Linked DNA regions of Mus musculus: regions 2 and 3 are each linked to region 1. A link is a loop called in an ENCODE intact Hi-C map of the cell type or tissue named here. Cell type or tissue: left cerebral cortex. All regions are shown on one strand. Region 1 holds the start of Pde1a (phosphodiesterase 1A, calmodulin-dependent). Region 2 overlaps Pde1a (phosphodiesterase 1A, calmodulin-dependent). Region 3 overlaps Pde1a (phosphodiesterase 1A, calmodulin-dependent).

What was found. Hi-C counts contacts between places; a loop is a spot of excess contacts. Peaks named below come from ENCODE experiments on the same cell type or tissue, not always from the same donor. Only the 100,000 strongest peaks of a DNase experiment are listed, where the experiment ranks them.
Region 2: it touches region 1 in a loop (4-fold over the local background); 2 of 42 quality-filtered maps call a loop at or near these places.
Region 3: a loop joins it to region 1, with 3 times the contacts of the local background. A loop is called at or near these places in 4 of 42 quality-filtered maps.

What each region holds. Positions count from the first base shown.
Region 1 is chr2:80,121,749-80,129,748 of GRCm38, forward strand. It overlaps Pde1a (phosphodiesterase 1A, calmodulin-dependent), which reads right to left and starts at 7,664. Exons shown (of 16, transcript NM_001159582.1): 1 at 7,333-7,664; 2 at 6,986-7,096. The coding sequence starts at 7,086. In left cerebral cortex, no CTCF peak of the experiment used is centred here; DNase peaks (open chromatin) are centred at 2,028, 3,295, 3,550, 5,041 and 4 more places; H3K4me3 peaks cover 3,668 bases; H3K27ac peaks cover 3,601 bases.
Region 2 is chr2:79,879,938-79,887,937 of GRCm38, forward strand. Pde1a (phosphodiesterase 1A, calmodulin-dependent) reads right to left here. Exons shown (of 16, transcript NM_001159582.1): 8 at 7,904-8,000. Among named protein-coding and RNA genes, the nearest start is that of Ppp1r1c, 180 kb to the left of the region's middle. In left cerebral cortex, no CTCF peak of the experiment used is centred here; a DNase peak (open chromatin) is centred at 3,904; H3K27ac peaks cover 829 bases.
Region 3 is chr2:79,861,426-79,869,425 of GRCm38, forward strand. It overlaps Pde1a (phosphodiesterase 1A, calmodulin-dependent), which reads right to left. Exons shown (of 16, transcript NM_001159582.1): 12 at 6,805-6,886; 13 at 4,197-4,317; 14 at 3,613-3,800. Among named protein-coding and RNA genes, the nearest start is that of Ppp1r1c, 160 kb to the left of the region's middle. In left cerebral cortex, a CTCF peak has its summit at 4,085 (motif pointing right); a DNase peak (open chromatin) is centred at 4,067.

The DNA.
Region 1 (8,000 bases):
TTGAGATTTATAAGATTTTTTTCTTTTTTTATCACATATTTTCTTTATTTACATTTCCAATGCTATCCTGAAAGTTCCCTGTACCCTCCCCCTGCCCTGCTCCCCTACCCACCCACTCCCACTTCTTGGCCCTGGTGTTCCCCTGTACTGGGGCATATAAAGTTTAAATATAAACTCTAAAGTAAAAATACAAGTAAGTGATTTTTTTTCCAAACAAAGTTAGTCTCATGGCTAAAATACAAATTTTTTTGACGATTCACTTGATTACTTCATGCTTAACAATGTAAGAACAAGAACAGATTTCTTAACAATCCTCAAGAGATATTCTCCTCTAAAACTTGAAATTTAATTCACTGTATACTCTCACATAGAGTGTTACAGAAAATTGATGGTTTGGGCATGGAAGTCAGACAATATATAGCTACTGGGGACATCTAGTGATATGATATCAAGACTGCCCAGCTCCAACATATTATAAACCATTGTTTATATCTCTAGGGATCAACTGTGCAGAGAAAGTGAAGGAAAGGAGAAGAATGGTCGTATTATTAAACAGTGCTATTCTAGTACAGGAAACATATTGTAGTTTCTTGCTGCCACCATAATAAATTTATCACAAAACCCAGTATCCTTAAAATATACATAGGTTGAGTTGTCTTCTATTTGTAATGTCATAAATTTGATGTCTTTTTTTTCTGAGCTAATATAAAGGCGTCAGCTGGGCCACGTTCTCCCTGAAGACCCTGGAAGACTTCATAGTCTTCTTTCTTGCGATCCCCATATTCTTTGGTTGCATGGCCTGATTTGCCCAATCTCAGGGCTGGAATCTACAAGCTATCCCTTTTCACACCACTGTATGCTGACCTCCTCTTTGTCTGCCTGGATTCAATTGGCAAGAGGTTCTGTGACCACGTGGGGTGACCTAGGTGGTCTGGGTAATCCAGGATAAGAGATATATTTGAGAATCGATTATTTGGAAACCTTAACCCAGTGTGCTGCTTCAATCCTGTTTTCTAGGTAGGGCAACATTCACAAATGCTAGAGATTAGGAAGTGTGTGACCCTGAGGGAGACCCTAGTCCATCTACGTTAGATCTGGGGACTCTTTCACAATCTCCTTTCTGTTCTGGTGATGTTTCTGGATCACTCTTCTGAGAATGTCTGCTTGTTTTAGAAGAACATGGTTCTATGTCCAAATTCATGCTTCACAAGATGCGTGAATAAGTAACTGTGCAGACTTACATCTTAGAGTCATTTATATGGACACATAAGACAGCACACATCTTATATCTTCACAGTTCTAGCAACTAGTACATAAGACTTTGCTTTCTTCCATCTTCTCAGTGCCTGTTCTAGCTCTGCATCTGTCTCCAATCCTGCAACTTTGCATTCAGAAATACGGATTATCTTGTATTTCTCTACTTAGATACTGTGCTGAGGGGTGGGAATCCAGGAATAAAACAGGGAAGGTGAACTTGGTAGCTGAACTCAGAAGCAACAGTTCATAAGAGAAGGTAGATTTTGGAATGGAAATAAGGTTCCAGCTATTTTATGAACTAAAACCAGCCTAAAGTGGAAAGCCGGGAAGAATTTTCTGTGTAAGGAAAATCCCAGCAGAGATGCTGGGCATTTCTTAACAAGGTCTCTATTGGCACGGAAGTAGAACAGTTCCTCCTGATGGAGGCATAGCCTGAGCTCTACAGGAGACTCTTCCTGGTCTCAGCTGTGTACCCAAGACAGAAGTACTGCAAGCTGACGACATGGAAACTGCCCCTATATAGACAGCCATGGGAGCAAGAGTTACGAGAGTAAGCTCAGTCCTTAGCTGACTGAAGAAGGATGTTTATTCAAATGAACAAAGGCAGTATGCAGCCTTTCTTAGAGCCAACCTCAGATCTGGTTAGGAGGGAGTCAGAAAACAGAGGCCTGAACAGGGACTCCTGACACGGAACAGGGGCACGGAGATGCTGTGGGTGACACTAAGCCTTGAAACGCAAACGGGAGCAGCTGTAAAGGGTGGGAAGTGGGAAATTTACAGCATCCTTTTTCTTTCTTGTTCGTGAAGCTGCTTTATCTTAAGGTATAATCCCAGCTCGGGAATGCAGTGTCCATACTTCTTGCCAGTTACAAGCTTTGCCTCGTTTAAATATGCACAGCAGTTACATCTTAGAAATGGGGCCGGGCAACTTCCTGTGGTAACTGTGCATCAGGCTGCCTCCTTTAGCAAATGAGTTGATTAGAATTAAAGAGTAAGCAAGTCTTTCCACCCTCATTCACTGTCTACGTCCCTACAAATCACCCTTTACTGCTGATAATTAATGTTTATCATTAAGGTGAGAGAGTAGAAGAAGCTTAACTTGAAGTTCTCCGGTTCCATCACATTCACGATCAGAGGTGGGAACCTCTGAACATCTAAACATTTGTAAAGATAGGAGAGACGTGTGGAGATACAGAGAAAATCAGCAGTGCGACACGAAATGGTTATTCAAAGTCTGGTTAGTTTTTGTCCTATGCTCATATGACCTGAAGGAGCAAGCAATAATGTCTAGATAGCTTACGGTTTGGAGGAGTTAAGGTTGTCTTCGCTTCTGTTGAATGACCAAGTGAAACAATACATTGGGTAAGTTTCTTTGACAACTTAATGTGATTTTCCCTGAAAACTGTACACAATCAAGTTTCTAGAAATGCTTTTAGCTCATATTTAGTCATATGAGCATAGGACAAGAACTAACCAGACTTTGAATAACCATTTCATGGACCGAATCCTTAGAAAGAGTTACGGCCAAGGACCAGCAGCACCTACCTTGCTACCTGTACGTCACAGCTGTGGATACCAGTGTGGGAGAAGGAAGCTTTGGTATCCAAAAAAAACCAAAAAGCATTATTTCAAAAAAAAAAAAAAAATCAGTGCCACCAACTGAAAACAATATAAAACATTCAAATCAACTTATCACACAGAATGCATAAATTCTCTGTCACTGCAAAGCCTACAGGTGGGTAGCTATCCTTCATATGTGAGATTCTGCTGAGGCTATAGAGTCACAAGGAACTTCTGAGCAGGGGATTGAATTTGCTGCTGGAATGGTATGAGAAATGGGAAGGAAGGCTTTCCTAAGCCCTGAACTATTTACAACTTAAGAACGAGTGTATGATGATTTCAAATTACAGCTTTACCCAGGGTCTGATGTCACCGCTACTGCTCGTGTTTCCACCATCAAAGATGAGGAGTCATGTCAGGATGCTAAATTGTTGTTCTGAGTGGCAGCAAATAAAATGAAAGTGGTGAGAAAAACGTTGACCTAAAAATCGGCAGCGTGAGGCTTGGAGGTCTTCATGAGAATGGAGACAAGACTATTTTACCTTTGCTCTCCAAAAGGAACAAGAGATAAGGAGTTACATGAGCGTATACGGTATCCCAAACATTGAGTAAAACAGACCCCAAGGGGTTAATAGATGAAGTTGGGAGATGGCTCCATTGGCAATGTGCTTGCCATATAAGCACAAGAACCCACATTTGGATATCCCCAACACCGATGGGGAAACCAGCTCCAAGGCTGCCAGCTCGTGATCCTGGAACTGCAGAGGCACAGATGGGTGGATTCAGGTGTTCGCTTGCCAGCCAGTCTAGCTAAACTGGTCAGCTCCGAGATCAGTGAGATCTTGCCTCAGAAACTAAGCTGAAAAGTGAACGAGGAAGAAACTCCGACCTCCGGTCTCCATATGCGCACACACACATACATGCACACACATATGCGCACACCCGTAGATGCATCCACACACTTGAAACATGTGCACACTAAAAAGGTTCATTAAACAAATGAACCAAGTACTCTAGAGAAATTGATGCTTAATTTAGAATAGCAATGTTTCCACATGTTTTACAAAATTTGTCATTATTTCTTTTTTTTAATTAGATATTTTCTTTATTTACATTTCAAATGCTATCCCTTTTCCTAGTTTCCCCTCCGAAAACCTCCTATCCCCTCCCCCCTCCTCCTGCTCACCAATTCATCCACTCCCGCTTCCTGGCCCTGGCATTCCCCTACACTAGGGCATAGAACCTTCACAGGACTAAGGGCCTCTTCTCCCATTGATGACCAACTAGGCCATCCTCTGCTACATATATAGCTAGAGCCATGAGTCCCACCATGTGTTTTCTTTGGCTGGTGGTTTAGTCCCAGGGAGCTCTACAGGTACTGGTTAGTTCATACTGTTGTTCCTTTTATGGGGCTGCAAGCCTCTTCAGCTCCTTGGGTACTTTCTCTAGCTCCTTTCTGGAGGACCCTATGCTCCGTCCAATGGAGGACTGTGAGCATCCACTTCTGTATTTTTCAGGCACTGGCAGAGCCTCTCAGGAGATAGCTGTATCAGGCTCCTGTCAGCAAGCTCTTTGAGTATACAAACCAGTTGTGGTAGTGCATGCTTGCAATCCAAACATTGGAGAGAATGGAGCAGGAAAATTATAAGTTTTAAAGTAAGCTGGGGTAAAAGGCAAAACAATACTTTTTAAAAATTGTCTAAAATATACTATATAAAAATACCTATGAAAGACTATCCAAGTATCTTCTGTAGTGGCTTGTGTTTCCATGTTTCATGAATAAATATTTCATTTATTTTCATCTCCACTTGAATTTAACCTTAAAATGTACATATTGTATGCCAAATTAAAAATGTATAGCCTGCTGAAAAACAGCAATAAGTTTATAAAGTTGGATATCATAAAAGAAAATCAAATAAAATCCTTTCCAAATAAATATCCAATAGTGAGCACTGAGTCTATTTTATCAAAATAAGAAATCATTACAGAACTGTTTAATAGCATTCATGAGTGCCAGGATTTTCACTGCAGACACTTAAAAGTAGAAGCCAGGAGCAACACTGATGAGAGAATTCGGCTTGAGTCAGTATTGCGTTTTAAAGAGGTGAGGCATTTTCATCAAGGGGATGGGGAGTCCCGCACATCACTGCATTGGAAGCAGACTACACAAAAGACCATAATTAAACAATTTGCTTGTCATTAGTCATGCAGATTTTAAGCTTGGAGCTTCTTTCTTGCTTTGACAAGCCTCAGCCAGGAACTCTGAGAATGTCTTAAGTCAAAGTGCAAGGAAAAGGAATGAACCGAAATGCAAATTTCTTCCTGCTTGAATACAAAAGCTCTGAGTCACTTCAGTCAGTAAGAATGGCTTTAAAACACTAAACTGGCTGGAGATCATTAAGTGATTCTGTGTAGCAATCGGTCCAAAAGAACACAGCGTGTGCACACAGAGATGTAATCCACTGTCAACTCAGAAGCTCTGCTGCTGAGAGACCTCATCACCCCTCTTAGAAACGGCCATCAAACGACAAGGTGAAAAGTTAGAGAACTTTTCTCAAAAATGTTGAGTAAACACGGAATCAATTTTCTAGTTGTTTGAAGACATATTTCTAACGTCACTACGGGGTATCTTTTTGCCTCGGAGTAACTAAGGAAAAACAATATACCAAGAGCAAACAAAACATCCTGTCCTGTAAAGGAAGAATCTAAATGGGTTGTGATCTCAGTTATAGCAGCCCAGTACAGATGTTCATCCACTAGGTTAGAGCACAAATCATCTGGTAATTGCTGATGCTTAATTTGCATCTATGCTAATTAATTGTGTGAACCACTATTTGTTTCGACAGGATTATTTGTTTCTCTAGAGAATCTGCCTTCTAAATCTCCAATGGCTCTTTGAAACAGATATCTCTCGTTCGTTCAATGGCTATAAAAATGGCTTCCTTTTTAAAAGTTATTCTCTGCTGTTTGCATTATTGGGGTGCTTTCATGCGAGGCACCACAATACCATGGATTGCTTCATGTAATGGAAAATATGTATACACTGAGAGCACTCTATGTCCAGATGGAGAAGAGTAGAGAGGATTTGGACTTCTAAACAAAGTTTGATGTAGTTGTCCTTTATAAAAGCGATGACATAAGCTTGCCCATATACTACCTTTCATGAAACACTGTGTAAACATGCGACAGCATTAAAGATGGGAATCCATCTACGGGGCACTGTGGTCCTCCAGTTATCTTTGTAAAGCTAATGCCCCACTTAATTCTGAGATATGAAAATACACTTAGAAATTCCAATGACCTACAAATATTCATATTTCTATCCAAATGTTACATCGGCTTTTACAACTGGTGCTATGATTAAAACGGAGCATATAAACAGTGCTGTGGTGAAGCACTGGCCAGAACTCTCACACACACTGACGGTGGTGGGGGTGGGGGTGGGGTGGGGTGGGGGTGATGAGCAAGGTGCTAACACTAGAACCAAAGTGGATTCAGGTAATTACAAGTCGTGCTTCGAGTCACTGTACATCCTGTTCTGTATTGTTAAGAACCCGGTCAGTACACTGGAAGCAATTCGCACTTTACTAGTTAGTGAGGAATGGAAATTTAATTCCTCACTAATTTAAACCAAAGCTCTAATATGTTTGATATGCTTTTCATGTTGTTTTGCCACACAAATAATTTTCTTACTAAAATATTAGTTTATCCATCGTAGAATAAGCACAGAATAAATATGCAATTTATGATTCTACAAATCCCATCTTTGTTTTTTTTTCAAAGAAAGAAATCTCCATCTTATTTTTCTCTCTCCACTTACCTGAGAGAAATTATTTCAGTGAGGACCAAGCAAGCTGATTTCCTAGTCCCTCCTGTGCTTATCTAAAGCACACATCTAAACAACACACACAGCAGGGAGCAGAAGCCCTGGACTGTAAACAAAAAGTGATTTCACAGAGCCTTACCTTACTCCATACAAAACATGCAGGTCCAGAAACTGCTTTCAACAAGTTGCTAGCTGAAATGGGTATATTTTAGTTTTCAAGAGAAAATTTCTGCAAAGGAAACACTAAACCTCAAAGTCAAATAACACCCACAATTATTTGTGTTAACGGTCAGCTATTTATGGAGGGGAAAATATAACATAAGACCAGGAGAGCTTACTCACATTCCCTTCAGGCGCTGCCACATCTTCTCGGTCTGTTCTCCAATGAGATACTTGTAAGTGGCGTTTTCCAATTCTTCGATGTCCGTATCAGTAGACCCCATGATGATGTTCCTAGGACAACACAGGTGCAGTCAGTTTCAGCGGCTAGGACAAGCATTCCTCAGTCCGTTACAAATCTCAAGCGTTACACAGTAGCATCTCTTAGCCATCCAAACAGTTCAGGGACGCAAAGCCGAAGGAAGGCTCTGCCAGAACTGCCGTCTTTGACAGGCATATACTCTGCTCACATCACCAACGCCCCCACCACCACCAACCCAAGCAGACAGAGTATAAACAGATGCTCTGACCTCACGGGAGCAATCCACACATGTGAGCTGCTACTGTACTACTGACCGACTGCTCAGGCTATTTGCCAAGCAGCTCATCTGCAACTGTTCCGTGCACAGAAGCACATCAGAATTTCTACAGTTTACGAGCTCAATTATGCACGAAAGAAACGTGAATGACTTTCGCGCTCTACAAGAAGCTGAATTCCTCTCTAGCAGCTGAAGCAGGGCAGGATGTAATAAGAAACCAGATGGTAGGAAGCAGTACCAGCAGCACCACCCTGGGAAGAAAGTGCCTGTTTAAATACCAAGGCTTTTGTCTCTTAATTGATCTGGAAGCGGCACTTAAAAATACAGCACACTTCCTGAATAAATGCAGCCAATATTAATGACAAACACGGAGAAGAGTCACACATAGAGCCGTACAGGAGACAGACCCCAGAGCTCCACAGGTTGTTATTGAGAGAGTATGTCCATCAAGTGATGCTGGAATCGTGCTTATTCATCTTCTCCTAGCAACTCTACACAGTGGGTAACTGCCAATTTAACCAGGGAAAACACAGCAGCTGCGTTCAGCCCGCTCTGTGAATCCTTTGAGGATTAAAAAATAAATAAAATGAAATGGGTGTGAATGCATGTGTGTGAGTGTTGAAGGCAAAGGGTGTGTGTGTGTGTGTGTGTGTGTGTGT
Region 2 (8,000 bases), 240 kb before region 1:
CAAGATGTTTTGAAAATATATTGATAGAAGCATCAGGAAGGGGGGGCATAAAAAAGCAGCTCTCAGACTCCAATGCCAGCTGATAATACTCTCAGCCCTTTGGTTGTGAAGAAGGGCTGGAAGTATGCACATTCCACAGGATTTAATAATGGCTACAAAGTTGTTAGACCACATACAGAAGAGGTCGATAAATGGCTATGAAGAAGGCTTAAATTGTCCCGATATAATCTGGCTCTAGACTGCCAACATTCTAATCTGTCCACCTTGATGATTGTTTAATCAGTTAATTAGCCTTGCAGAAGGCTGAGTGCAAGGTGTGTTTCTTGCCAGGAATTTTCACAGTTGTAAATGTTGAAGTGAGGGGAAATAGTACTCTAATTTGATCCCATGTTGTATTATCTATTCTGGAGCTCTTCTTTCTCCATACAATCTTTTAAAAATATAAAAACAAGCAAACAAAACACAAAATACAAACAAACATAACAACATAAAACAAAGCAAAAATAAAAAACCAAGTATATTAAAAAGTCCGATTGGGGCTTGGGTTGAATAACATTTTGACCAAATTGAAGATTTCTGTCCATGAACAAGATTTACTTCTTCGGTTTTGTTCATCTGCCAGAATCTTTTTTTTTCTGTTTTCCTTTAAATTTTTGTTTACCATACATCCCACTAAAGTTTCCTCTCCCACTGCTGTCCCCTCCCCACTCTTCCCAGTTGCACTCCCCTCTCCCTAACATCCACTCCTCTATCCATTTTCTTTCAGAAAAGAGCAGACCTCCCAGGGATATAAAACAAACATTGCCTAACAAGATGCAATAAGACTAGGCACAAACACTCCTATCAAGGCTGGGCAAGCTAACCCAGTGGGAGGAAAAGGGTCCCAAGAAGAGTCAGAAGATACCCCTACTCCCACTGTTAGGAGTCCCATAAAACACCAGGGTAACAGCACAAATTATGTGCAGAGGACCTAGCACAGATACATGCCAGTGCCAAGACTGCTGTTTCAGTCTCTGGAGAGCCTGGGAGTCTTTCTTAGTTGATGTTTGTGAGCTGTGTTCTCTTGGTGTCCTCAAACCTTCTGGATTCTTCTGCTAAAATTAAATGATTTTCCTCTTCTAGATTTTTCTACACATTTTGTTATGCTTATACCAAGTATTTCAGTTTGAGGATGCTAATGTAAATGGTATTATATTTTCAAAGAGAAATTCCATCAGTTTGACTCTGGTAGATAATAGAGCTGTAGACTCAGGATGCCACAACCCATTGAACTTGTATCCTACAACCAGACTGTATCACTTCAGCTGTAGGGTTTGCTTTAAGGTTCTTGGTTTGTAATTTTTTTCAAATATGCTACAAAGCCATGTAACAAAGATAACATTATTTCTTCCTTAATATAAAGATATCCCTATATCCTTGTAGATGCTTATGTTTCTAATGTATTTACAAATCTTAAAATGAAAAACCGGCACAGATTTGCTACAGCATAACCTTGTGAGACAATACATTGCTCAATAGCTAGACTAATTTATATTATACATTAGTCATATACTACTATTTCTGTAAGATATTTAATGTCTACTCCTGGTCGTTTCCCAGAATGTAATACATTGCTATTAATGGCAGTCTCTTTGTCATATAATCCCTTTTGTTAGCTTACTCTTCTTGTCTAGGTGAGATTTTTAGGTTCTTTGACCAGGGTCTCTTAACTGCACTCTCAGCACCCAATGAGTGCCATTCTCTTGGGCATATTCTTTCTCATGTTAAGGACAATGCCCGCTCTTTCTAGCTTATTGAATTTGACCATGAAAGGATTTTGGATTTTGTCAAATACTTTTCTGCATATCTTGGCATCACTCCATTTCTTCTTTAGATTTTGCATTGAATTTCAAATGTTTTTTTCAATTTCAAGCCAAAGATGGCTTTCATGCTTAAGATAATTTTGATCATGATGCTAATTTTCCCCTTAATAATTATACTTTAAATATCTATATGCCCTTTCCTTCCCAATTATAATGCTAATATCTGTGAGATAGCCTAAATATCCAAGAGAAAATATTTAGCTCATCATTATTCCATCAGTGATGATTAGCCTTTTTTTTGCCCTTTCAAGTACTTAACCACATCATCATTCCTTTGACCTCAAATTACTTTGGCTAGGGGATAAAGAGGATGATGGAAATCACTTTCTCCCACACAATCCTGTAATTAAATATGAATGTTACAGATGTACTCACTGTAAATTCAAATAGAGAGACTTGTTTTTCAATACAAGTTTACAGCAAATTTTACTCTTAAGCTGTTGAATGCATCAAAGGGCTTTTATTTCTCTCCTGCCTATATTTTCATATAATTTAAACTCTACTTCAAATTATCTGGATAGACTTGATACTCTGGCATTAAGTATGGATCAGCGGCAAGCACTTAGTCCTGTAAAGTGGAGTGTTGGCTTCTTTATTGTCTCCTCGTAGAGTGTTAGGCACAGAATGGAAGCAGAACCCCTATGTGCAGTGTCTTCAGGTGGTGAGCCAGACACACAGGTTAGCACAGTGAAAAGAAGCAGCAGCCTACAGCAATTAAAGCCTATAGCAATTTCACTACAATATGGTCCCTAGAACCTAATCCCTCTGGCATTCCTCCTCCTTGCTAGATACATTTGCTATGTGTGTTGGTTGGTTTTAAGTGAATTTGATATAAAGTAGAATAATTGGAAAGGACTCTCAATACCTTCATAACATTGGCCCGTGGGCAAACCTGTGGGCCATTTTCTTGATAAATGATTGGTGTGGGAGGGCCCTTCCCTTTGTAGGCCGTGCCTTCTCTGGGATGATGGTGTGAGTTGCATCCTGAGCAAGCCAGTAAGCAGCAAACCTCCAGGGCCTCTGCTTTAGTTCTTGCCTCCATGTTCCTGCCTTAAGCTCCTAGACTGACCTCTGTCAGTGAAAGAGTAACCTGAGCTTTGCAAGCTAAAATAAACCCTTTCTTTCCCAAGTTGTTTTTGGTCATAGTGTTTTATCACAGCCATATGAAACTCTGACTAAGTGACTGTGGTAGGAAATTGTGTCGCACAAAGTAGACCGCCTCTGACTTTTTGATGGATAAAATTCTAGTTACAACCTAGCACTCACCTACTGCTGAATGTTTCCTGGTGAGCAGGTGAGTAAAAACAAAGAAGGAACCAATGTTGTCCCTGAAGCAATATAAAAATATGGAAAGCTGTACTAATTCGCTTCACTCTAGTAACCATTTGCTATCTGTGCTATAAAACCATATTGCCTGCCTTATATAGACATAAGATTTTAAAAAGAAGACATCAAAGAAATCTGACATCTATCTCCTGCAAGCAGTATATTCAAGAACATTATCTAATAGTCTACCAGATAAAGCAAGCCTTTCGTTTTGTTAACACAGCATAAGCAAATTGGCCTATCATTCGCTCGAATAATCTCTCGCTATTATGCATCCTGCACTGTCATAAAAATGAAACTGTGTGCAGGTCTAAGTAACCTCACATATCTTCTAACAATCTCACAACCCAACAACTGGCTTAGCTAAAATTTATAGCTCAACACAAAGGAAGGTCATATGCAATTCATATTTGAGGAATAATCAAATCAATATTAACTGAATAACATGTATTTCTAGAAGTTTGCCAAGGCCAAGGTCATAGGAAAAACTATGATTTTTCCAACAGTCTCATTTGTATCATGTAAACGCAGACCTATCTATAGTGGGATTTTCAGGGTTATTACACTCTGCAGCAATGAGGATCACTCCCTTTCTAAAAAACAAGCAAAGCTGTGTTTTTGAATCAGATTTAGCATAGCAAAATATGTACGGCTTTGTCTTATAAATCCAACACGCTTGATGAGAATACAGCATGCTCTCAATGTTTGATGGTCTTTTACTGCTAAGAAAAGAACAAGACTCTAAGCAACATGTAGTATCCATGGTAACGTGTAGCTTGTCATTTGCTGTTCACAAAGGGAAAATTAATTCCATTTATTTACACTTTCAAGGATTTCATGCATTATAATATCTTGAGGGAATTCAAATGCAGCCTTGCTTATTTTGTTTATATGGTAAATTCATCTCTATTTTACAAAAGCCCTATAAAACCATAAAATAGAATTAATGTCATGGCGATGTTGACCTTATTTCCTTTGGCAACGTGAAGGTAGCACCATGAATTTAAAGTGTTTTGTTGTTGTATGTTTTTGTTATTGAAATAGTTTCCTTTAATAGAATTTTCAAGCTCCTGTAGAGTGAATCCATTAAAGAAGATGGATCTTGGGAGACAATTTATATGAAATTCAGTAAAATATAAGACCACAGTCATTTTTATTATTTCTTACTAGAAATGAGGACAATACCAATTTTTCTTGCCACCTTCACTCTTTATTTCTCTCTTCTCCATGTGGCATCTTTCTTTCCCTTACCTAATTCCTATGCCTTTTCTTACTTCCCCGAAGACTAACACTTAAGGAAGTGAGGTCTGTTCACCCTACTGTAGGTGATTGGTGAAAGAGCAGGCACCTTGTGATTTCCTGATACAGCACTGGAGAAAACCACTTTGGTCTACACTGTTCAGAAAGGGCAAGAATTGCTCACTGGTTATGGGTCACTTACTTCCGTCTCTAAACCCTGGGACTATTGGCCTGTACAAAGCCCAGCTCAGTAATGACCCATCTGTCATATAAACCCCTGTTATAGATTCTGTGGGTGCAAAAAGGTTTTAATAAACAATCTTGATATAAACAGTGTTTCCTTAGAGTCATAACACAGTAAAAGGAAAGGAGTTCTTTTTACTCTACAAAATAAGCTAAGAACACTCCCGCTTTATAACCAGATCGCAAAGTTCTTCTTTCCCTGTATTTCTCTATCACTCTGGAGGAGTGGGTTAGACAGAGCAACTTCACATTTTCACTGAGTGTGAGCTTTTTCTGTTGATCAACTGACCATCCCGTTTGCAGCTTTAGCAGTTTGGACCCACCCTTTGTGTGTCTCTTGTGGGAGCAGGGATCTGTAGTCACTGGACTGAGTCTGACCCTCTTCTTAACTCCACAGTCTCAGCACTGCAGTACACTGACTGTGTACTTTCATAGGCCACTTCATCCTAGTTATTTTAGGTTTTTAAATATATATATATATTGTGGTATGTAAACAGGATGACCTAGAAGTTGAATTTCAGTCATCTTAGGTCACCATTAAGTTTTAAAATACCTAATAGTGTAATAAATATTGTAATAGACTGTGGCTTTCCTCCCAACACCAATGCAAAAACTAATATCTGAAATACTAGTTGTTGAAATATTTCTATTAAAAACCTAAGGAATCAACCACGTAAAACTAGCACATTTATTTAATAGCAGCTCCACTCATAAGTGACAAATTTAGCTGACTAATGGTCTTCTGATTGGTGACTGTAACAATTGTGGTGGGACCATACTATGTAATATTATTTAGATATCAAGAATAAAAATGAGGTACCAAGACATGAGAAAACATAGAGGAACCTTTCACATATGTTGCTGAGTGGGGGAAAAAAATCAGTCCAGGATACATATTGTCTAAGTTCAACATGGCACTTTGGAAAAGTCAAAACTAACCCAATCTTTAGAAGAACACAGTTCCCAGTGATGAAAGGAAGAGAGAAATAAGCAAAGGAGATACTTAAATCATGCAAACTACAGAGAGGTTCCTTAGACATTTATCAAAACCCATAGAAATTACAAACAGAATCTGAGCCCTAAAGAAAAGCAAGGACTTAATTAACATATCAATATTAACTGCAAATAGTGCTTTATACCAATTCAAGTTGTGCACATTGGTTCTGATCGTTGGGCAAAACTGTAGAGTAGCTGGGTTGACCTTACAGAAACTTTGTGCCCCATGATTAGTTTCCTATAAATCTACAATTGCTCTAAGAAATAGTTTATAAAAACAAAACCAGTGAATAAACAAAAATATTTAACACATCTTTAACACTGTGAAAAGGGAAATATTGCGGAATGGATAGGTTTAAGTGAGAATGGGGGCAGGGAGCTTGGGAAGAGTGAGAGAAGACGGGCCAGCCAAAGCAATGGATGAAAAGGCTGATACTTGATTTACTAATTAAAAATAAAACAGAATTTGATGGCAGTACTCCTGTGGGTAGATAGATAAAGCTGCTTCCATAAGTTGTAAGTTGTTAAATGAAAATCCAATCAGAGAATATCTTCCTATGAGGTATAGTCATGGAGTCTCCAAACCCTCAAAACAATGCAGGCAAATTATCATTGCTGTTAGTTTCCCGCCAGAACTAGATGGTAAGAGCTTCTTTGTGAAGGCATCGCATCCTCTGAGTCTCAGACTTAGAGAAATTAGGGTGGAACTGTCTGGAAGCTTCCTCACTAGAAGGCTATCCCTCAAGAGTGCCAGAGGCTGCTCTGTGGGTTCCTGAAGGAGAACTCTCACCAATAGATTTACTCTGCTGTAGATCTTATATGCATACTACCAATCAGACAGGCAGGAAGTGCCCACTAGTAGTAATGCCACATCTGTTAGAGGGATGATAAACTACTTGCTGATTAGATTCGTAGCCCACTACCACAAGAGGGAGTTCATGTTTGGTAGTGTAAACCTGGTTAAAAGCCCATGGCTGCAGAGGTCATAGGCCTGAGTGGGGAAGTTATTAACGTTGTTTCTGCTTAATGACCATAATATTCACATCAAATTGCCTTTTAAATAACTTTGTTTATACCTACTTCCTTCTTAAGCAATCTTGGCTAATCAATCACAAAATATGAGCATTTTATATACAGAAAGTGAGTTGCATCCTGATTTACTCGAGACTAAATTCTACCTCTAACTGGTATCTCCATTTAACTAAAAAGAACTTAGGGTACCTTCCTTTTACAGACAGACCAGATTCATATGCTGAATCTCTAATCCTCAGTGCGACTGTATTTGGAGATATATATCCATTAAGGGTATAATTGAGATTAAATGAGGTAATGTAAGTGGTAGAACCAAATCCTGTATGCATTGTGTCGTCATTTGAAGAGGAAGGAGCACCAGGGGGTTTATGCAGAAAGAAAAGACCAGCTTGGGGACACAAGGAGGTTGCTGTTTGCAAGCCAGGGAGAAGGGCCTAGAAGAGAACACTCCTCTGTCACCTTAGTCTTAGACTCCAGACTGCCAGTATTGTCAGATGCCAGAAAGGAATTGCGTGTTGTTTAAGCCATCCACTTGGTGGTGTTTTGTTACAGGAACCCTAGAGGCTACTATAATCCATGTCTACTCTAGTACTTTGGTTTGAGTAACTGCCACTTTAGCCTTCATTAAAGCATCTTATTTTTCAATTATATTAAATACTTCCTAGTGTCCTGGAATGAGATTTCTTCAATCTCTTGATTTCCTAAGAAATAAAATTGTGTACCTTTTATGACATATATTGTGACTCAAAACAGTGCCTTAGACAATTTATTATATTATGTTCCCCGGTGAATAGATATCTAACTTACGTGACTACTTAGGCTAAGCTTTGGCAGAGAAAATTTATCCTACAGACGTCTATGTTCTTTAAGTTGTTACTATGTCAAGCAAAATGTAAGGTTTTGAAAAAGAACAGTAGATGGATTTAAGTTGTTAAAGCTTAAGCAGGATTGCTAAAAAAAATTCGTTAAACCCATTCTTAATAAAATCTACATGTTCTAAACAACTTCTCTTAAGAATACAAAATATGTAAAAAATCATTTTAGTTGGCATATATCCATTGTTCAAGGCAATGGGTTTCAGAAGGACACTCATTTTGTTGACGTTTATTGTGTACTTTGACTATAGTTATGTTCCTTGCCTGGTCCTTTTAAGAAAAACAGTTTTAAGTTTTCACTTGTTAATGCTAAGACTTCATTGCACTTACCTCGTCTGAATATGGAAGTTGTTTGTTGTTCCTGTGTGCTCATAATCATGAATGGCAGCTGCAAAGACCATGGCTAAAATTTCCAGTTCAGTGAGCC
Region 3 (8,000 bases), 260 kb before region 1:
CACATAAAAATAAAACTATAGATCAATATCCCTGATGAATATGGATGCTAAAACTCAACAAAATACAATTAAACCAAATTCAAGAACACATCAAAAATACCATCTATCACAATCAAATTGGCTTCATCTCAGTGAGGCAGGGATATTTCAACGAGTATAAATCAGTAAATACAATCTACCACATTATCAGACTCAAAGACAGAAACCACACGATCCTCACATTATATACAGAAAAGGTCTTAGAGTAAATCCTCTAACCTTCATGATAAAAGTCCTGGATGACCTCCAGATACAGAGAATATATCACAGTCCCCCCAAAAGGCAACATACTGTGAGCCTCCAGCCAACACTATGTTCAATGATGAAAAACATTGAAATGTTTCTGGTAAAATCAGAAATAAGACAATAATTTCCACTCCAGTTAAATACAATCTCAAGCCTGACGTGGTGGCGCACACCTTTAATCCCAGCACTCAGGGGGCAGAAGCAGGCAGATTTCTGAGTTCGAGGCCAGCCTGGTCTACAAAGTGAGTTCCAGGACAGCCAGGGCTATACAGAGAAACCCTGTCTTGAAAAATAAAATACAATCTCAGCTAGACCTATTAGACATGAGAAGGAGATAAAGGCGATACAATTAGGACAGGAAGAAATCGATAGGACTTTTACCCATTAAGGGTCATAAACGCTTCTCCTACCTCTGACAAAATATCTAGCAAGGTAGTGGGATACAAAATTCATACATACTCTTCTTGCTGTTTTCAAATGCCCACCTCACTGCAAGAATTGTAACATATCTTCCTGAAACCTGTTAACTACTGAATAGTGGAGAAAAGATAGAGGCCTAAGAAATAACAGATTGATGGTAAGGACATATTCTTCAGTCTAGATGAATAAATCTAACCCAAACTGGACATTCTAGAATATTAGAAAGCATTTGTATTTTTAAAAGCCTGGTATCAAACAAAATCTACATACACCAATTCTAGACAGTTATATTCAGCTCCCTTGGAGAAGGCTCTCCTGAGTGAAAGTGCTCTTTTAGGGAGCATTTTAACTACAAACTCACTTTATTACAGTGAGCTTTCTTCACACAGTGGGACAAAGGATTTACACCTTTCCCCTGACAATGATTAGCACGATGCTCTGCACATCTGAAGATGAGCTCGGGTGTGAGGAGTGCTGAGATGGTGGTGACACCTTGGGATTCTCATATAGCTTCAGTAGACACTGTATCACCTTCATGTTTGCATCCCATCTCAGATAAGAAACACACTCTCACTTCAGGGACTGAAGGTTGTTTGGTAGTCCATAGCAGATTAGCATGGCCATATAAACTGACAGTTACTGACTATCGAGCAGACATCTTTCTGTTTTCATGTTTCCTATTTTCATTTGTTATTGTGAGACATATTCATATAAGTGAGAACATCTCATATTCTTGGTCCCATGTTGGTGAACCTGTTTAGAAAGGACTAGGAGGTGTAGGCTTGTCAGAAGAGATGTCTCCCTGGAGTGAGATTTGAAGTCTCAAAAGCCCACACAATTCCCACTGCCCTCTCTCTGTTTATGGTTATAGATCAAGATGTGAGCTTTCAACTGTTCCTTTGTGAACTCTAACCTCTGAAACTATAAACCAAATCAAAGCCTTCTTTTATAAGTTGTCTCAATCACAGTGTTTAATCATAGCAGTAGAAAACCCAACATACAATTATGTGTGTATGTTATATACGTACATATAGATTCCATGCATACAAGAGAATAAGCATGAAGAGGTCAGATTTAGGATGTGTTGGAAGGAGAACAGACAGGATTTGATACAAGGAGGGATGTAGAGTTTACAATGTTTAAAGTCATATGCATACACATGTATGTATTGTATACTCCGTATCACGATCATCTTTAGCACCTATGCATTTTATAAATATGTGTCTTAATTAGGGTTTCCATTACTGTGATGAGACACCATGACCAAGGCAACTTGTATAAAGGACAACATTTAACTGGGGCTGGCTTGCAGGTTCAGAGGATCAGTCCATTATCATCAAGGCAGGGAGTATCCAGAATCCAGGCAGATATGGTGCAGGAGAAACTGAGAGTTCTACATCTTGATCTGACTGCAGCCAGGAGAGAGACTGGCATCCACAGTCAGCTAGGAAGAAGCTCTTTCAAAACCCACTCCCACAGTGACACACTTACTCCAGCAAGACCACACCCACTCCAACAAGTCCATACTTCCTAATAGTGCCACTCCCTAGACTAAGCATATTGAAACCAGCATCATATGCATAGAAAGTCTCCTTTCAGACATCTAAAGTCTAACTTCTTGCTCATGCTGTTGCACACATACTGGTGCAGGTCTCTCTCTTTTGTTTCACAGTTTGGAGTTTAGTCTACACTTTCATCTTTCTCCTAGATGGCATAAAACTGCCTCATTTCTGAACCTGGGTGACATTTTTGCAACCCAAACGAAATAACATTTTCTGCTATGTAGTCAGAGAAATCATTGTTAGATGTTAGTTGAAATCACTTACATGTCGTCTGAGAGATAACCCTACATTTGGCTTTCCTTTTGGGGGACCAAATAAATGGCCTGGTCATCTACATCTGGAACTACATTCCCCTACACTATGCCTGCAGAGTTCCAACCTGCCCCCTTTCTCCCCTTTTTCACAGGCTTCCCTGTTTCTTGTGTGGGAGGCAAGCTAAAACTCCTAGTTTGTACATGGCTATTCCATGCATCTGTTGGAAAAGGTCTGATCTTCCATGGCAGGCTGCTCCCTAGCCCTCTTTCCCCTATCCTCTTCTATTTATCTACACCATCACTTTCTTTGTGAAGGCTTTCTGCACATCCCTATTTCAACTACACTCCTGCTCATGTTTAGCATCACTGACCTTCCTGAAGACTGAAGCAGGTCTACTCAGTTTCCTCTCATTATGAAACCACAGTACCTTTAACAGCCAATGCACACAGTGGTTTCTACTCTGGATACCCAATAGTTCATAATGCTTTTATTCATTTAAAATTATCCACTGCAATTACGCGCGCGCGCGCGCGCGCGTGTGTGTGTGTGTGTGTGTGTGTGTGTGTGTGTGTGTGTGTAAATGTATCTGCAGTTGTCTACAGGGACCAAGAGAGATCCTGGGGCTGGTGCTTATCATGGGTGCTTGGAACAAAATCTGGGGCCTCAGCAAGAGCAGCAAGTACTCTTAACTACAAAGCCATCTTTCCAGCCCCAAACTTTTACTTTTGACTAAAATGCTAGACACTCAGATAGATACAGCAAGAGCTAGTGGCTTTGCTTGGTGCTGGCACAGGCTTGCAAGTACCAGTGACAAAGCACAGGGGTTCTTACAGAGTTTGTCATCATGTTACTATCCCTTATTTCACATCTGCATGGCCACCATCCATCAGCACACACATCTGCAGCTCAAGTGACATAAGCAGGAGTATCCTTTCTTAGCTAGCAATGGGACCAACTGTCTCATGAATGATCAATTTCAGAAACCAGCAAGAGTTTGTGTGTTTTATAAAAGAAGCACATCAAGTGGAAGAAAGCACAAATTATTAAGGAATTAGCGACTCCTTAATGGTAGCATCATCAACAACTGTACCTTGGGCAGCCAACTCTTTCCACCTCTCTTTGTTCTGCTGAATGATGTCCACCAGGTTGTTTTTGAAACTCTTCAGATCCACAGCTGAGAGCGAGTAGTCTGGGGCATAGCTCCCATCACACACGGAGCCTTTTGTATTTGACCGCCTCAGAGAGTCAGCAACATGGAACCCAATCATGGTGGACGAGCTACCATTGACAACGAAAAAAAAAAAAAAAAAAAGACAACTAGGTCAAGAGACCATACGAGACAGGTTTATAGACCCATTAAACAACAGTCACATGGGCCCAGATGTAACACGTGGCAGGTGCTTAACACAACCCCCGTCCTCTTTCCCACATGGAGTGTATTCTGACTATGATGTGGCTTCTACTCACTCCTCCCAGTTCCTTCCTCCCACCTCCCCTCCCATCCATACACCATTTGTGGACCATGATCAGTTGCAAAGGGAGTGCACTACAGTATATAGACACTAGATGGCAGTACTACCTAATAATTACTGCAAGAACTGCAGGCCTACCTTTGAGGAAAAGAATAATTACTGGGTAAAACCTTTAATATATGCAAACGAAGACCTATTATACCTGCTTGCCCCGTAGTTTGAAGACTGTGACTTTGAAGCTTCCTCTATAAGAGGAATGACAATTTTCTCTGTTGAGTCCGTCAGGAGAGAAAACGTTGGCTCCACTATGAAATCAATGAAACCTAAAAAAGCAAAGCACACAGAATGGGAGATCCAATCAAGAATCACAGTTTCCTAAACCACACGGTAAGCCACAGTGAGGACTTTCTGGTACACATGCAGAAAAACAAGTGCTCACTAGAGAACTGGCTAAGCTGTGGACAGTAACAACCTTCAGAGGCAGCTACTTTGGGTAATAATGCATTCAGTAGTGAGAGCTGATAAACTAGACTTCCTTAGCCCAAGGATGTGATCTTTCCTATCTGACATTTTACGCCTTATGCTGTCCTAGCTCTTGAGCCAGTTCTAATGATCAAGAATGTCTTTTCTTAGGGCCCCCAATGGAGGAGCTAGAGAAAGCACCCAAGAGCTGAAGGGGTCTGCAACCCTATAGGTGGAACATCAATATGAACTAACCAGTACCCCCAGAGCTCGTGTCTCTAGTTGCATATGTAGCAGAAGATGGCCTAGTTGGCCATCATTGGAAAGAGAGGCCCCTTGGTCTTGCAAACATTATATGCCCCAGTACAGGGGAACGCAAGGGCCAAGAAGTGGGAGTGAGTGAGTAGGGGAGTGGGGGGGGGGGGTATAGGGAACTTTCGGGATAGCATTTTAAATGTAAATGAAGAAAATACCTAATAAAAAATTGGAAAAAGGAAAAAAAAAGAATGTCTTTTCTTCTCAGTGAGAGGACATTACTCTTATGAATGGTCTTCGTTTGGTTTTTGGTTGTTGAATGTTATGCACACCAGAAAAAAATAAATTCTATCTAAACTCTAAGAAGACCAGATAATTAAAAGTCCCCAACCCTCAGGCCACAGAAGGACAGCCACTTTTATTTTATCCTATTTTTTTTCCTGACTGCATCAGAGTGATTTATCAGCACATCCTTATTTCAAATTGCTGTTTATTATTCTCTGGATGTAAAGCATTCGTTCACAAAGTGTGGGCATATGCTGCCGAGCCAGCAGAGAGGACACTACAATCTCCAGGCGACAGCACTAATCCCACCACTTTGAGATGTCAGCATTGAGTGCTGACTTAGATTTAAAGTGCTCATCAAGATGGAGAGTGACAGGCAAAGAGCAGAGCCCTGACCATGGATGTGTTTGCTTCTTAGTAGTGAGGAAAGGGGGATTAAAAACAATAACCATTTTAAGCTCTGGGACTGCAAAACCTTGTGGCCCCAAGAGCTATTAGGAGCTTCTGCCTTGAACCCACTGGAAATAGATACTAACATCTAAATACAAGAAAAGAAGGGTCTGGAAGTGACATACATGCAAATTATCCATTGAATGCTTGCCCAAAGTCGTATATGCTTGACACTTCTCAAGTATATGTTGGGACACATCTCAAAATTTACAAAAAATCCTACAATAATCTTGTATCTTAATACTTGAATTCAAAGTGAAGTTAACTGTTCCCCTAGACTTTTAACTCACTAGAGCAGGTAGACTGTCCAGTGAGTCCGTACCTCTTTCACTAAGAGGAATGTGTATCAGAGCCACTAGCCACCGAATCAGCCCAGCTTGCTTGATGAGATTCTGAGTTTACAACATCCACACTTTCTGAATGGTGATAAACACCAGATGCTGTTTTATTGGCTGAACAGTGTTTGGAAGTTGTCTGGGAGGGGAAAGGGTTATAGCCAGCCACTTTCCTACTGTCCTGAAGCTCTGTAATAGCTACACCAGAGCCCATGTCTGGAGAAGGGATACAGATTCATACATCACATGGTTCCGTAAGGGGGAGGCTGGCTGTCGGAATATTATCAGAGATGGGCAAGCATAGGAAATAGTTTAGTAACCTGGGACTCAGCTGGTTGTGTTACACATCCCTCTTGTCAGTACTGCTCTTGGCAGTCTAGCTCCTTGTATGCTCCGTGCATACACATATCCCTCTTTATACAGTTCATCTAACAACCATAGACTGCCACCTGCATCCTGTTACATCTATAGCCCTCTAAAGATAATGATAGGATTCCACTTCCCTAACAATAGTCAAAGCTAGAATAGTTTCTATTCCATCAGAAGCATTCTAGGAAGTGGGCTACGTGGTAGGAGAATGACCATGTGGTCTAATCTAGCAATCAGAATATAGAGCTGCTGTAAGTATATCCCTTAGAACCTGGCCTCCCCTTCCTTCAGAAGACATCAAGAGACTCTGGGCTGTAACATGGGTCCCTGGTCAGGGAGATCTATTGCTTTCCTTTAAATTTAATTCCCTTGCTATTCCTGAAAATTTTGTATGGGCTTTTAATTTAACTCCTTGGCTAAGAAGACAAGAACCTGGAAACACCTGACCTTGGCCAGCAGTAGTGGTTTATTGAATGCATTTTGTAAAAATACTTCATTGATTTTTCCTTCAGCATTAGCTAGATCAGCCTGAAGCCAAAGCTTATCCTGAGTGTAGAGTGAGGTTGGTCTGGAAGACTTTGAACTACATAGTACCTGCATTTGAACACCAACAAGTCCCACCCACTTTTCGGGGCCACCATTCTTCAAAATTACCTATTTGCGACTGGGCAACCATTGTTGACTTCCGATCACAAAGTGGAGAAAATGGAAGCCCTAATTCAGCTTCTTTGTCTCCCTGGGGAAAGAAAGGTGAATCACTGGAATCAAGCTGGAGAACTTAAGAAAATGTGTAGTCTAGATATAGTGACTTAAAACAACCACATTTCTTTAAAGCAGTAATACCTACACAGTTATTTCATTAAAGTCTATTTTCTCCTAAGGAATTTTCTAGTGCTAGTGCATCTCTAAATATCTTTGTAGTATCCCAACCCACTGACTCTAAAGTGAAAAACATTTCAGTTTTCTGAAGACCCTATAGTCACTTCAATGCATTATTGGGAGATTAATTGACCACCAAGCTTATGGATTTTTCTTCATTTTTTTAGATTTTGCTTCACAAAGCTTTAAAAAGCAAGATTTTTTTTGTTGGACTGCTCTTTCAAATGAAATATGCATGAGTATTTTGAAATCTCTTTCTTCTCATCGACTAAGATTTATTAAATATCCCACTACAAATAATGTTTTTATCATAGGTCTAGAATACAGTTCAAGAATATCATCAGTGGTTAATTACTGAATAACAATATCCTTAAGAGTTTACATTAAAATACTAATGGCACTATCATTGTTTAAAATAGAAATGACAGACTATAGCCTATATCAGAAGAATAATATTAAAGACAGACATTTATTTGGTATTTACAATACAATTGTCCTTGACTGACACTATAATATTTGCATTTGGCTGATGTTATTGTTAAATATCTGCTATGTATAGCCTAAGAACACTCTAACAGGATACCACTCAATAGGCCTATTTCTATATTATATGGTTCTTTGGAAGACTGAAAAGGATTAATTAGGGTTGAAAAAGGCATGTTGATGTTCTGCTCTGTGTAAGCTCCATTTTAAAGACTGCAGTTAGCACATTTTCATCTAAGACGTAAACACTTGACAGTGACATGCAGATCTGGCCTTCCTGTGGATGGAGTTGGGGAGGTTAATGTTGTTTTTCTGCTTCATGTACCTTTCAATTAATTTAGAATATAAAATTCCTATTGCTAAAAGCACTGGATGCTAAAAATACATTAATTATTCAATTTCCTTATAAATATTTCAAAGTGTTATTTATTTTTTGGAATGAATAAAGGCCATGGGTACCAGGTCAGCAGCAGGGGGGCTCTGAGCCA